Regions from separate parts of the Homo sapiens genome. Here region 1 is linked to region 2. The links are chromatin loops, found by intact Hi-C in ENCODE. Cell type or tissue: heart right ventricle. All regions are shown on one strand. Each heading gives the region's core, and the rest is flanking DNA. Links, peaks and the distances in the headings are about the cores only.

The links. Hi-C counts contacts between places; a loop is a spot of excess contacts. Peaks named below come from ENCODE experiments on the same cell type or tissue, not always from the same donor. Only the 100,000 strongest peaks of a DNase experiment are listed, where the experiment ranks them.
Region 1: it touches region 2 in a loop (2.3-fold over the local background); 30 of 110 quality-filtered maps call a loop at or near these places.

Annotation. Positions count from the first base shown.
Region 1 is chr17:79,740,161-79,744,533 of GRCh38, forward strand. It overlaps ENPP7 (ectonucleotide pyrophosphatase/phosphodiesterase 7), which reads left to right. Exons shown (of 6, transcript NM_178543.5): 6 at 1,634-2,059. Among named protein-coding and RNA genes, the nearest start is that of ENPP7, 11 kb to the left of the region's middle. RefSeq lists a silencer at 1,803-1,972. In heart right ventricle, for the core only: a CTCF peak has its summit at 1,940 (motif pointing right); a DNase peak (open chromatin) is centred at 1,951; H3K4me3 peaks cover 549 bases; H3K27me3 peaks cover 2,910 bases.
Region 2 is chr17:79,842,214-79,846,586 of GRCh38, forward strand. No RefSeq gene overlaps it. Among named protein-coding and RNA genes, the nearest start is that of CBX4, 5.0 kb to the left of the region's middle. RefSeq lists an enhancer at 1-354 and a silencer at 2,623-2,842. In heart right ventricle, for the core only: CTCF peaks have their summits at 2,735 (motif pointing right) and 2,936; DNase peaks (open chromatin) are centred at 2,065 and 2,751; H3K4me3 peaks cover 3,152 bases; H3K27ac peaks cover 1,935 bases; H3K27me3 peaks cover 1,140 bases.

The sequences.
Region 1 (4,373 bases), core at 290-4,289, 100 kb before region 2:
GCACTCCACCATGGGCAAGAGTGAGACCTTGTCTCTACAAAATAAATCAATGAAAGAGAAAGGAGCGGGTTTAGGGTTTAGAGAAGTAGGAATGTGGAGATGTGTGTGGTGGGGAGGACCATTCATGCCAAATGTCACATCCGGAAGGGGACCAGAGGACCCTTCAGCCCGAACCCCTCAGGCAGACGAGGATGCTGGAACCCAGAGGCGTTAGCTGACTGGTCCAAGGGCACCAAAGAGTGGCTGGTGGTGTGTAAATGCCAGTTTTAAGGTCCTGGTCCCGAGTACTTTCAGCCACAACGCCTGCCTCTCTGTGCTCAGGGGCTTGGGTCCTGAAGCAAGTCTTCCAGCACTAGGCAGGGAAGTGATAAGGTTTCCATGGCGCTAGAGTCCACAACCATTTGTTCTCCACATTAACCAAGAGAGGGACTCAGAAAAAGTCATTATTCAGACTCACACACAAGGAAATTGAAGCACAGAAAATCAAAGATCATGTGACTCTGCATATTCTCACACGGCTTTTCCCCAGAGGAGCAGCCACGGTGGCGTCCCAGCAAACCTGCTCTCCAGATCCCCCTCAAAAAGCCCTGCTGTTGGCCCTTACCCATTTCTGCGGCGTGAATACTCCCACCATGGCCCATTTCAAGCTACCAACGTGAGGTCACCGAACACAAAGTAGGGAAGAAGCCCGCAGAATCATCTTTCACAAGCAGCATCTGCTGGGCTGAGCAGGTTGCTAAGAGCTGGGGGGTCCGAAGTTTTCATCACAGCCTGGTAAAGTCCATTTGGAACTAGGCTGTCTTCTGTGGCTAGCTTCTTTTCTTTTCTTTTCTTTTCTTTTTTACACAGATTCTCACTGTGTTGCCCAGGCTGGAGTGCAGTGGTGCAATCACAGCTCACTGCAGCCTCGACCTCCTGGGCTCAAGCAATCCTCCCATCTCAGCCTCCTGAGTAGCTGAGACTACAGGTGTGCACCACCATGCCCAACTAATTTTTTAATTTTTAATTTAAAAAAAGAAAAGCAAGCTATGTTGCCCAGGCTGGTCTCAAACTCCTGGCCTCAAGCGATCCTCCAGCCTTGGCCTCCCAAAAAGCTGGGATTACAGGCATGAGCCACTGGGCCCAGTCCCTTGGGCCCATTTCTTTCCTCTGAAGCTAGTGTTGAAAGTACATGTGGCCAGTTAAAGGCACATTGTGGAACGGACGCAGTCCTTGCCCTGACTTTACAGAGTCCTCCTTCCCCAGCCAGAAAAGCGGGCAGAAGACTAGGGGAAGCTCTTCTGCCTCCTGGGATCCGCACACTGCCAGCCAGGCCTGGGACAGTGCCCACCCCTCCCCTCCCAGCCCTGGGAGAAGGGTCTGAAGCCTGACATCAGCACGCCACCCCCATGTCCACACCTGCCCCGCACCTGTGCCCTCCCAGGAATCCCTACACAGGCCCTTCTCAGCGCAGCCTGGTAGGGCCGCCCCCTTCCACTGCCTGCCGCCCCCCCTCCCCCAGCCCACCATCCTGTTTCCCACGACCCCTCCCTCCCAGTCCAGCCGCACCGCTGCTTCACCTGTCCCACCAGACCTGCCCTCAGCCTGCCCCATCCTCTCCTCCCAGACCAACGCGTGCTGCTTGCTCTTCCAGGAAGCCGCCGGGAGCTGCCCGCAGGCCCTGGGCCGGCTGTCTCGCTGCGATGCTCTGCTGGTCGCGGACGGACCCTGCCTCCCCAGCTTATCCCAGGCCAGAGGCTGCATGCCACTGTCCCCGGCAGCGCCAACCCCTGCTTGGCTGTTATGGTGCTGGTAATAAGCCTCGCAGCCCAGGTCCAGAGCCCCCGGCGAGCCGGTCCCATAACCGGCCCCCTGCCCCTGCCCCTGCTCCTGCTCCTCCCCTTCGGGCCCCCTCCTCCTGCAAAACCCGCTCCCGAAGCGGCGCTGCCGTCTGCAGCCACGCGGGGGCGCGCGGGAGCTCTGCGGGCGCTGGAACCTGCAGACCCGGCCTCGGTCAGCTGGGAGGGGCCCGCCCCGGCACAAAGCACCCATGGGAATAAAGGCCAAGCCGCGACAGTCAGCACGGGGGAGACTTTTCCCTAAAGCCTGCCGGTTTCCCGACGGTCCCACCATTGACCCCAGCGTGGGATAAATTTCTAACTCCTTGCCAGGCTTCACAAGCCCCAGGGACCCCTCCATTCTCGTTAGGGGTGGGCCCTGGTTGGACGGCTGGCCAGTCCTGGAAAAGGGGTGAGTTTCCTAAAAGGAAGGGGGGAAGGCATGAGGAGGCTTTTTGTGAACGATAGGGAAGCAGCATCTATAAGCCACGGTGCTCAGCAAGAAATCACGTTAAACCAGGCGGAAACACCGCAAAGAAAGTCGCGTGGATTGGCTCTGACACAGGACTGGGGTGGCCGTGGCCAGGAGCCGAGGGACCCTTCCACACCTATTCTCCTGTGCATTAAGAGCATAGGCTTTGGAGTCAGATAAACTCATGTTCCAGCCCTGGCCCCCCACCCAGATGCTGTGGCATTGGCAAAGCAGTTGACCCTCCCCAGCCTCAGTTTCCTCATCTGAAAAAGTGGGATAATGAGGACCATGCCTGCCTCCCTGGGGTACCTGAGAGTAAGGTGGACACATTGCGGGGAGGCTGGCACAGAGGCTGGCCCCAAGCAGGTGCTCAAGGATGGCAGCCCCTGGGAGGATTAAAATCCTGCCCTGGGAGGTGCTGGGTTTGTCAGTGCCACCCTGCATAGTAAACCAGCTGGGACACCAGGAGACACAGTCTTTGAAGTCTGAGTTTGTCAGATCTGCCTATTTCCCTGCCTCCAAAGCCCGCAGCCCCTAGCCCCCACCCCGGGTCTCCTGCTTCAGCTCCATGGAGTCTCCAGGGCCCATTCCAGCCTGCTCTCTGCAGCAGCCTGATTGGCTGCCTGGGGCTGAAGTCCTGCCTCAGCCTGAAGAGCCTGGACTTTGGCCTGGCCTGTGGGCCCCCTGCCCCACAATCCAATTGTTCTTCCTGGAAGGACTGCCCCGGTCCCCATGCCAGTGCCTGCAGCCACACCCCATGACACCCAGGCCAGCCACCCACCTGCACAAGCTCTGGCTCTGTGGCTGGGCTGGGGAGGGGAGGGGGGGACCCTCCCTGGACAGGCCCAATTCCAGTCTCAGCCCACCTCAGCCTGCCCCACCTGGCCAGAGGAGACCAGGTAGAGTCCACATCCACGTCCTCGGAGTGGTGAGCGCTCACAGTGCCGGCACTGCCACTGCCCAGTCTCCAAGAGAAGCCCTGCCTTCCTCTGAGCCCCCCACCACCACCACCACATTTGCTCAGCCCTGTTCATCAGCGTTGCAGGGACTGGGCCAACCAGAGCTGTGAGAATTGCCTCATCCACAGAAGAAGAAAAGAAACAGAGAGGAGAAAGAAAGAAGAGAGACAGGAAAATAACCAAGTCTGTCTCACATTCAGTATTCCATTGCTCCAGATGTCTGGTGTAACAAAGGCATCACCAAGAGAGTCCTGGTGGCTGGCCGAGCACTCGCTGATGGAGCTTCCGGTGTCAGGAGCATGGGGGCTGAGGCCTGGCTGCACGCATGGGGGGCTGATTTTCCTATCTGTGCAGCCCTAGGTGTCAAATGTGAGGGGTGCCACCTTGAGCAGCACAGTCCCAGTTCAAATCCAGCTCCCCCTCTCCAACACCTGCTCTGTGGCCCTGGGCAAGTTGCTAACCTCTCTGGGCCTGTCCTCCTCTGTAAATCCAGGACCAGTGGCAGGACCTGTCTCATAGGGTGGTCTCAGTGATAACATGAGTTAATATTCACAAACAGCTGCGAACAGGGCCTGCTACATGGAAGACCTGGGTGTTAGGAAGAGACAGGGCAGCAATTACCTTGTATCAAATTGTGAGAAAGTCATTCACTCTTATAGACTCACCTCCAAGCCTTCTTGCTTCTCTAGCAGAACGTCTCTGGTCCATAATCCCACCCCTAACAGGTGTCTTCTGTGACATGAAGAGAGGCACCAGGCTCAGAGCTCCAGCAGCCAAGCAACAGCATAGGATGGACGGTTGCCACAGCTTGATTTGCCTTGTGTTTGTTTTTATAATCACCTTCAATTTTTGGTTAGTGCTACTCATTTTTCATTGACATCTGTTTTTTTTCTTTTTCCTTTTTAAAATTAATTTAAGCGATTTTTTTTTTGAGACAGTTTCACTCTTGTTGCCCAGGCTGGAGTGCAATGGTGCAATCTTGGCTCACTGCAACCTCCGCCTCCTGGGTTCAAGCAATTCTCCTGCCTCAGCCTCCCGAGTAGCTGGGATTGCAGGCGTGTCATGTGCCACCATGCCCAGCTAATGTTTGTATCTTTAGTAGAGACAGAGTTTCAGCATGTTGGC
Region 2 (4,373 bases), core at 236-4,235:
ATCCTGGGAAGGTACAGCGGACGCCCTGGAAGCTCCCCTGATGCCCCAGAGGGCCCTTCCTGGGAAACCTCCCGGGGGGGTGCCCCATACCATCCCACCCGGCTGTCTTGGCCCCTCCCAGGGAGCCGCAGGAGAAACTAGCCCTACACCTGGGATTCCCAGAGCCTTCTGCTGGGGCTCCTGCCCCCGACTTCGGATAACCAGCTCCGCACAGGTCCCCGAGAAGGGCCGCTGGCCTGCTTATTTGATACTGCCCCCTCCCAGACAGGGGCTGGTCGAGCCCCTGGTTCTGCTGCCAGACTGAAGCCTTCCAGACGCCACCTCGGTTTGGGCCCCCAGGGCCCTCAGGGGCCCCAGGAGAGGAGAGCTGCTATCTAGCTCAGCCACAGGCTCGCTCCTGGTGGGGGCCAGGCTGAAGGAGTGGACCCTGGAGAGGTCGGGAACCTTTTAACAGCCGTGGGCTGGAGGGTGGCTACTAAGTGTTCGGTCTGGGAAGAGGCATGACCCGCACCATCCCGGGGAAATAAACGACTTCTTAAGGGAATCTTCTCGCTGAGCGGGTGCTCTGGGCCAGGAGATTGCCACCGCCAGCCCACGGAACCCAGATTTGGGCTCTGCCTTGAGCGGGCCGCCTGTGGCTTCCCGGGTCGCTCCCCCGACTCAGAAAGCTCTCAAGTTGGTATCGTTTTCCCGGCCCTCGGAGGTGGATTGCAGATCACCGAGAGGGGATTTACCAGTAACCACTACAGAATCTACCCGGGCTTTAACAAGCGCTCATTTCTCTCCCTTGTCCTTAGAAAAACTTCGCGCTGGCGTTGATCATATCGTACTTGTAGCGGCAGCTTAGGGGCAGCGGAACTGGTGGGGTTGTGCGTGCAGGGGGAGGCTGTGAGGGAGCCCTGCACTCCGCCCCTCCACCCTTCTGGAGGAGTGGCTTTGTTTCTAAGGGTGCCCCCCCAACCCCCGGGTCCCCACTTCAATGTTTCTGCTCTTTGTCCCACCGCCCGTGAAAGCTCGGCTTTCATTTGGTCGGCGAAGCCTCCGACGCCCCCGAGTCCCACCCTAGCGGGCCGCGCGGCACTGCAGCCGGGGGTTCCTGCGGACTGGCCCGACAGGGTGCGCGGACGGGGACGCGGGCCCCGAGCACCGCGACGCCAGGGTCCTTTGGCAGGGCCCAAGCACCCCTCGGGGCCACACCGCCGCCCGCAGGGCCGCGCCTCCGCATTGCGGCACGCTGGGGTCGCAGGCGCCGAAGCGGGACGCGCTGTTTTCTACGACGTCCGTCCCTCCCAACGTCAGGGCAGCCACCTCAGGCCCGCCCGGAGAAGCCCACCCGGCCCCCGGCCCCCACTCAGTCGCGAGGCCCCGCCGGCCTGGAGATCTGCGCCCCCGGGATCCATATTTCAAATATGATCTTTGGAACGGCTTCCACCGCCCGCCGCCGCCGCCGCCGCGCTCACAACGGCCTCGGCGCACTGTGTTTTTATTTGGGTTTCGTTTGCTCAAGGTCGCCCCGCGGCTCTCCCGTGCCCCTGAGGTTCACCCCTTCACGCCAGCCCCTGCGTTTTCCTCTCGGGTGTCCCCGTCGCGCCCCCAAACCCAGCGGGGCCCACTCGCAGGGCAGATTTCTTTCTTCCTTTTTCCAACCAAGAGCTGCTGCAGCAAGGCAGGGAATGAAATAAAAATCGCTAGGCGGACCCCGAAGTGGTCGTCAGCCGAAGCGCAACTGCCCCCCTCCAACTCGCTCCCCTGCGCCCCTCCCCCTCGGCTACTCCCCTCCCAGCTCCCAGCCTCGCGGCGCGCCGAGGGTTAAGCGCGCGCGCGAGGTGGGGGTATTTGGCTTGGGAGGGGGGCGAGAAAAGGGGGCGCCGAGCGCCGCTGGCGGAGAAGCTGGGCTCGCTCTAGTTCCCTCTCCCCAACCCCGGAGCCGAGGGGCGGCCCGATCGGAAGGGCCCGGCGCGTCTCCGCCTCCCCGGCTGGCCTGCAGCCTGGCCTGGCCGCGGCCCGGAACCGCGAGGACGCTGCTTGGAGGCCGCGTCCTGCGTAGCCCGAGAGGGGGAGGGGGGCGGAGGCTCCGGAGCCGCGGCCGCGCGTCGCCCGCCAGCCGATCGATCCCCAAAGGCGGGAGCGCGGTGAACCCCGCCGGACACCTGGGGGGTCCCGATGCCTCTGCAGGACTGAGGGGCGAACGGAGAGGGGCTCAGGGATCCTGTGGCCGTGGGATGGCGGCCGGCAGGGCCCAGCCGGACCGCAGCTTGGCCTGCACTGCAGGGCGGGTGGTAACACCTCGGGCACCCCCAAAATTCCATATTGTCTGCATGGGGCCCAGGCTTTGGACACTTCCGGAGCCGAGTCCGGTCGCAGTGCAACTTCATCCCTACCTGTCCAGCCCCCAACCCCACCCCCATCCCCGATGACGAGGTCGTGGGACGCGGTCACCCCAGTCTATCTGGTCGCCCCGCCCTCCTGAATCCTGGTAGAAATGTTCGGGTGTCCCCTCGACCCCACCTACGGGAAGATAACCCAGGTGTGCCCTAAAAGTCCCCTTCCCCAGCTTCTTCCAGAAGGCCGTTTCCTGAAGTGGTCCCTGGGGATGGCCCCTGAGGACCTCCCCCAGCCCCCCCGAGCCCCCAACCCCAGGGATCCCCCTTGGCTCCTCGCCTGCCAGTCCCGGGTGCCCAGGCAGGGCCCGGGCAGGGGCGCAGAGGAGCTTGCACTCGCCACGCCCTCCCCTAGGGGGCGGGCTCCCCCTGGCCGGTCCGGCAGCCCCTCCGCGCCTCTCCCGCAGGGGGGAAGGAGGTCCGGACGCGGGCAAAGCGGGGGTCTCGCTGCAATGAGAGATGGCCTGAAAAGCCCCGCACCCCCGCCTCCTGCACACCCCGTCCCTTCCCCCTCCCCACGGCGGCCGGGCTGCTGCTTTCGTAGCCAGAAACAACCCGCTCCAGGGGACTTTGAACCTTGGGAGCCCCTGCGCCCTGAGCACGGAACAGGCCCCAGGGGTGCGGGCTATTGTCCCCGACGCGGGCCTCGTGCTCGGGGCCCTTCCACTCCCAGCGGGAAGTCCACACGAGCAGCACACACATATCTTTTTATTTGAGAGTTTAAAAGGAAATCTGAGGTCCAGAGGATCACAGAGCCTCTTGTTCTGCTATCAAAGGACCAATAAGAAGCAAACTGATATTACAGGGCAAATGTTCCCAGACAGCCCAGCCTGCTCCCCTTAGGAATGAGTGTCCCTGGAGGGGGAGAGCCTGGAACCAAAGCCCCGCCAGGAACTGCTTCCCCTAAACTGAGGTTCTCTGAAAAAAATGTTCGCCTGGCTGATAAAGCCGCCTCTTAACAGAGCCCAGACACTTCTGTGCTTCCCCTGGGTTGCTAATTGAGGACACTAAAGCCCTAAGAGATACCCCAGGTCGGGGGAAGGGGCCCCAAGACCTAGACCTCCGGTGGCGACCATGCCCTTGAGAGGATGGGAGCTGAATTGGAGCACGAGATTATTTATCATCGCTGGATGAAGCTCCAGCTAGAGCTCAGTATTTCCTCTTTTTCTGGGCTCAGACAGACACAGACTGGAAGGAATCCTGTCCGTGTGGCTGTGGGAGTGTTCAGTTGATAAAGGGCATGTGTGGTGCAGGGGTGGGGCCAGCCCTGTGCTCTTCTGGGTGGGGCCCCTCTCCATCAGGCCCAGGAGGCTCCGTGCAGGGCCCATGAAAATGTTCTAGTAAAAAAGAATTGTTTATTTTAAAAATTGTGGTAAAATACATATAACATGAAATGAACCATTTTAACCAATTTTCAGGCTCAATTCAGTGGCATATGCACATTCATGTTGTAGTGGGACCATCACAACTGCTAGAACTTTTTCATCTTCCCAAACTGAAACTCTGTCTTCATTAAACACCAGCTCCCTCTCTTAGACCCTGGCAGCCTGCATTCTACCTTCTGTCTCTATGAATTTGACTACTCTGGGGACCTCATCTGAGTGAACTCACACAGAATTTGTCCATTGTGACTGGCTTATTTCACTCAGCACAATGTCATCAAGGTTCATCCATGCTGTAGCAGGAGTCAGAAGTTCCATCCTCTCTCTTTTTTCTTTTTTTGTTTTTTGAGGTGGAGTTTTGCTCGTTGCCCAGGCTGGAGTGCAATGGTGCGATCTCAGCTCACGGAAACTTCTGCCTCCCGGGTTCAAACGATTCTCCTGCCTCAGCCTCCTGGGTAGCTGGGATTACAGGCATGCGCCACTACGCCCAGCTAATTTTGAATTTTTAGTAGAGACGGGGTTTCTCCATGTTGGTCAGGCTGATCTCGAACTCCCAACCTCAGGTGATCCGCCCGCCTCAGCCTCCCAAAGTGCTGGGATTACATGCGTG